Regions from separate parts of the Homo sapiens genome. Here region 2 is linked to region 1. Evidence: chromatin loops called from intact Hi-C (ENCODE). Cell type or tissue: transverse colon. All regions are shown on one strand. Each heading gives the region's core, and the rest is flanking DNA. Links, peaks and the distances in the headings are about the cores only. Region 1 overlaps CHD2 (chromodomain helicase DNA binding protein 2). Region 2 overlaps FAM174B (family with sequence similarity 174 member B).

Region 1 (2,807 bases), core at 1-2,500:
GATGAAACCTACAGCCATTTTTTCTAGTAATATACAGTAGTATATCTGAGGATACAAATGAAGACTTCTTTCTGCTCTATTAAGGAAAATAAATGACCTGAACCATCCAATTATAGGGAGGAAAGACAAATTTTTATACGCTTGGTTTTTAACTTTATTTATTTATTTTTGCAACAGAGTCTTGCTCTGTTGCCCAGCCTGGAGTGCGCAGTGGCACGATCTTGGCTCACTGCAATCTCCGCCTCCCAGGTTCAAGTGATTCTCCTGCCTCAGTCACCCAAGTAGTTGAGATTACAGGTGTCTGCCACCACGCCCAGCTAATTTTTGTATTTTTAGCGGAGACTGGGTTTCATCATGTTGGCCATTCTGGTCTTGAACTTCTGACCTCAGGTGATCCACCTGCCTCGGCCTCCCAAAGTGCTGGGATTATAGACCTGAGCCACCATGCCCAGCCTAAAATATATTTTTAAGGTTAAAGTGAGCAGTTCCGGAAAGTTAATAATATGTAGTTATAGGTTGGATGGACCTACAAGCCAGTCAGAATGATTGCACTGTGCCTTTGATAATCATTATCCTAAAATGAGAACTTCTAAGGAAGGCTCTTGGTTTTCTATGTACACCTCCTTTTCACATGGTAGCTCTCTGTCCCCCTCCAAAAGCTTATTACTCATGTAAGAGTACTCAGTAGTGAGTAACTCCACATAGTAGATTTTTCATGGAGGAGTTGACTTAGATATCGGCTCTCAAAAGGACAAATAAGAACACAAGATAATTTTAGGATGTAAACATTATAATATATGCTGTAATAAAGTCATAATAGTTGAGCTAGAATGCCTGGCTGGTATCTTGAAGTGATAAAACTAGTTGATGTAGTAACACTGAAATGATTTTGCCCTCCCAGTTAATAAGGGCTCCATAAAAACCTGTGTTGAGTAAAAACTTTCATAGCTCTAGCAGAGGGCCAGGTGTGGGCATGGATAGACAGGCTAGAGTAAAGCGCACTTTCCCTCCTTCCTTTCTCTGCCAGGTTTTTTCAGAGTGTTTTATGTTTACTGCCTCTACCTATATTTCCTACCATTTGGTTATTCCTAACTCCTTCTGTTTGGACCTTTTGTCCTTTAACTCCAAGGTGATGCTAAGGCCGTTACAGAATCTGTGGACTTTGGGTTATGTGATTACATTGGATTCTAGTTGTAAAATGCCTATTCTGGGCCATCTTTTCTTTTGAAGCCTTGATTTTCTTCAGCTTACTTCATCATTTTTATGTTGTTGTTGTTGTTGTTAAAGTCATTGTTGATAATGTCCTTTCTTAGTGACATTGTTGGATCATTTTTCATAAAGATGAGACAGGGTCTTGCTCTGTCCCCCAGGCTGGAGTGCAGTGGTGCAATCACAGCTCACTGCAGCCTTGATCTTCTGGGTTCAAGTGATCCTCCCACCTCAGCCTCCCAAGTAGCTGGGACTACAGGCACGTATTGACACACCTGTCTAATTTTTAAATTTTGTTGTAGAGACAGGATCTCCCTACGTAGCCCAGGCTGATCTTGAGCTCCTGAACTCAAGCCATTCTTCTGCCTGGACCTCCCAGGGTGGTGGGATTACATGCCTGGCCCTACACTTTTAAATACAAACATTTCACAAGTCTCAGCTAGTGGCTTCTTTTGTGCATGTTCTGAACCTTACTTTTCCAAATATTCTCATGACGTTAGCTGTCACCTGTAATTTGATAACCCATATTTCTCATCTCAGCTTTTGCTACTTGCTTAATTTCTGTTACACCTTTTCATGTCAGTGTTCCACAATCCATTCAAATTCCTTTTGCTTATGTGTGATTCTGTTAAAAGAATACAGAATATACTTAGTAGTAGTTATCTCTGGGGAAGAAAGTGAAAATGATTTTTCTCCTCAACTAATCTGTCTTTTAAACTTTTTAAATCACTGGTGAGGATTGTTACAGGTCTTAAAGGTTGTTACAGGTCTACAAAAATCAGGTCTTAAAGGCAAAGGGCTAATTACTGCTACAGAATAAAAAATAGATGTGTTAGAGAAAGGGTGGCAGTGGTTCTCATTCTGAGAACTTCTAGCTAAGTGTTAGCAATGCCTCATCTGCGTTTATCTGGGATGTTACATGACCTGAGGAACTTAAAGAAAAATACAAATTCCTGATTCTTACTTAATTAGACTTAATGGGGGCTTTGCCGCTTGTATTTTCAGTTTCACAGGTGTGGGTTAGTGCAGTCAAGACTGAAACTCAAAGCAGTAGGGAATTTAAAATGTATCAGTAAATACTTTGTCTTTAGTGGAAGCAGCCGCTGTCTTACCTTTCTGTATTATTCAGCTGTATATTTTAATGATGGGTAAGCGGTGTACCATATAGATTTATAGCTGTTAAGTAATGAAGACATTGTTAAACTAATATTTCCTAGGATAATATGCCTATTTTAAAAAAAATGGCGCTTTATTGTCTCATAAATAGAACTAGCAAAACAACCCTTTTGATACTTGGTTACTTGAATTCTCTTCAATTGCAATAAACGTTTGATAATAATAATGGGGGTCAAGAAAAAAGATTAATGCGTGGTCTCTTAATTTTACAGATGTGGGAAGAATATCCTGATGTTTATGGGGTCAGGCGGTCAAACCGAAGCAGACAAGAACCATCGCGATTTAATATTAAGGAAGAGGTAAGGAAAAAATGTTTTAAGGGCATGCATTTAAACTCCCTATCTTACTTCATTCTTTCTGACTCTGGTATGTATTACCATTAAAAAGACTGAACTTCAGGCATGAGGGTTAAGTGACTCTAA
Region 2 (2,807 bases), core at 211-2,710, 300 kb before region 1:
CTTGCTTCTGGCCCATGTTTTACAAGAAGCTTGTCCGGCAGGCAAAATAGCCCTCAACACAGGAACACCTGTTGCAGCACCTGTCAGTAGCGTCTGGCACCCTGGCAGCTGACGTCTCAGTGCAGCCGGCAAGGACACTCTGGGAAGAGGACGCAGTGGCCTTATGAGTGAACGACGGAGAAGCCGGAGGGAGGAGGCCTGGCCTGTCTGTGAGTATGTCTGAGACAGAGAAACGTGTGGACACCACCACCACGTGACAGGGAAGCCCCTGGCAGTTCTACTGCTTCCATCCAGGGACACACAAGAAAAGAACATCTGAAAAACATGGCTTGCTTTTGCAAAAGCATTGATACTTAGGATGATTTGTGTTGTTCATCTTTCCTTCCTTCCTTCCCTCTTTTCTTTTTCTTTCTTTCTCTTTCCTTTTTGTTTATTTGATCAGATTCCTGTTCACGTAGGCTCCATCCTCATAGACATAGACACAAGAATTTTTAAGGTGCCCTGGCTTTGAGTGAGACACCCTAAATGAAAATTGCCCGCAGGCTGCCAATATTGCTTTCCAAAGAAACAAAAATTCTCCATGAGATGCCCATTTTTAACACATATCCTCTGCATTCTGCAAGGAAGAGGACTGGCAGAGGTTTATTCACACTGGTCTGGGGATGGCTTCTGATGCTGTTTCAGATACAGTTACCCTGCAGGTCACCGGCTCCTCTCTGGTTCCTTCCAGGCCTTGGAAGCTAATGATGCCCATTGTTTCTATACCCACCGCCCAGGCAGCTGTCCATCTGCCGATGCTCCTAACAGTTCGCCCTCAGAAGACCACGAGGAAGCCTGGGGTGCCTGGCCATTCAGAGGTCCTCAGTAAGTAGAAGCAGCTCCAAGAAGTCACTGCCTTGAGTGTGCTTAGCAACTGCCATGAGGGCGTCCATGGGGACTCAGAGCTCCCGGGTAGCAAGCCAGGTCTGTTTTCCCATACTCCCTGCCTACCCTGCAGAGGCCTCATGCTGCAAACTGCACAAAAATGCCCTTTGTTTCCAAGACAAGACACCAGCCAAAGCCCGCAGCATTACAGTGGAAATCTCGTGGGTTTCTAATTATACTCCCAAAGGAAGCCCTACCCACAAGAGGGTGGGAAGCAGGGATTTCTAGAATGAACGTCCACACCCCCACGGGGCCACATCCTTTCCACACATAAGAAGCCGGGACAGGGACCTCCCTCTTGGTGGGGAGGCAGGGCTGGCAGGAGCAGCGCGTTCTCCCAGCAGTGTGCCTTTGGGCTGCGCCTGTCACAGCTGCCGGGCCGCCTGCCACACACACGGGAGGAAAAGCCCACATCTGTCTCTTCCTGGAGGACGCCTAGAGGGTGTAACAAAGTCTTCTGTAATAAACCGGGAATGCAAAGAGGCCCAGAGCATCCACACAACTGCACACTAGGCAACAAAGCTCAAAACACATGCAGCCGAAACCCAAACGCCTCTTGAAAGAACCATTTCAAAACCCCAGGGCACTCTTGTACTCTGGTTAGCTATCATTTCTTCTTTCTAATTAGTCTTTTTAAGTACAGAGTTAGAGATTCATTTCTATAGAACTCCCTCCCTCCCTCCCCAAACTCTGGCCCTACGCACTCAAGGTCTTATCTCCTACCCTGCCTGTATTCTTCCTCCTTCATTTCCTACCTGGCTGAAAACTTCGAGAAAAAAAAGCCTGTCTGATAGGCACAGGCTCTAAGTCACAAGATGTTACCAGAGAGTTACCTGGGAAATAAGAAGCAGGTTACTCTGCCTTACTGCCCTGGTGCCAAAAACATGATTTTCCTCTTTCCACCCAATCACAAAATAACCCAAAGCCATGATTCATCTGATTTAAATGTAGTCTGTTTCCTAGAGAGAACTGAAACATTTGGTTGAGTTATGTCTAAATGGGAAAAACAAGTACCTGTGAACAGATTAGCCATGTGCAGACAAAGAAGTTCACAAAAACACTAAACCAAACATGCAACGTCTGAAACTCTTTGTTCTTTCACACCTATTGGCCTGAAAAGTTGCTCATGATTCATTGTTTGGGTAGAAAAACGTGCCAAAACAGCATGTATAATACAGTCTTATTTCTATAAAAAACAAAGTTTCACATCTATATACTCACACACTCTAGTGGTTACTGTTAAGTAGTGAGATGACAAGTAACTGTGTCTTTCCTGTTTATTATCTGTATTTTCTACAGCTTAACATTACCTCTGTAATAAGAAAAGCCAGCACTACTTAGTCTTTCCGAACAGTCAGTCATCTTTAGGCCTGAGGACTGCAGTGGGCTTGTGTCTAATGACTCACTTCCAAGTTCACTCACATTCTGATTTTATTTCAACCACAAACAGCACAAACTTCTCAAGGAAGGGAAGCAGAAAAGGCAAAAGCAAAGCAAAAGAAGAGATAAAACGTTTAAGGACTTGGGAGCAGGGACAGGGACTCTTCTTAGTCCCAGATGACGTATCTACACAGAAAACCCAAAGATTCCACATTTATCCTACAAGAATTAATAAAAGTTTAGCAAGGTTGCTGGATTTTTTTTTTTTTTTTTTTTTGAGACCAGGCCGGAGTGCACTGGCGCGATCTTGGCTCACTGCAATCTCTGCCTCCTGGGTTCGCGCCATTCTCCTGCCTCAGCCTCCCAAGTAGCTGGGACTACAGGCGCCAGCCACCGTGCCCGGCTAATTTTTTGTATTTTCAGTAGAGACAGGGTTTCACCGTGTTAGCCAGGATGGTCTCGATCTCCTGACCTCGTGATCCGCCCGCCTCGGCCTCCCAAAG

Evidence for each region. Hi-C counts contacts between places; a loop is a spot of excess contacts. Peaks named below come from ENCODE experiments on the same cell type or tissue, not always from the same donor. Only the 100,000 strongest peaks of a DNase experiment are listed, where the experiment ranks them.
Region 2: it touches region 1 in a loop (13-fold over the local background); 2 of 110 quality-filtered maps call a loop at or near these places.

The regions. Positions count from the first base shown.
Region 1 is chr15:92,924,647-92,927,453 of GRCh38, forward strand. CHD2 (chromodomain helicase DNA binding protein 2) reads left to right here. Exons shown (of 39, transcript NM_001271.4): 4 at 2,598-2,684. Among named protein-coding and RNA genes, the nearest start is that of MIR3175, 22 kb to the left of the region's middle. In transverse colon, for the core only: no CTCF peak of the experiment used is centred there; a DNase peak (open chromatin) is centred at 965; H3K27ac peaks cover 2,051 bases.
Region 2 is chr15:92,623,555-92,626,361 of GRCh38, forward strand. The region is part of intron 2 of FAM174B (family with sequence similarity 174 member B); the gene reads right to left. It overlaps LOC124903559 (a long non-coding RNA gene), which reads left to right. Exons shown (of 3, transcript XR_007064768.1): 1 at 1-209; 2 at 731-864. Among named protein-coding and RNA genes, the nearest start is that of FAM174B, 31 kb to the right of the region's middle. In transverse colon, for the core only: no CTCF peak of the experiment used is centred there; a DNase peak (open chromatin) is centred at 1,317; H3K27ac peaks cover 1,611 bases.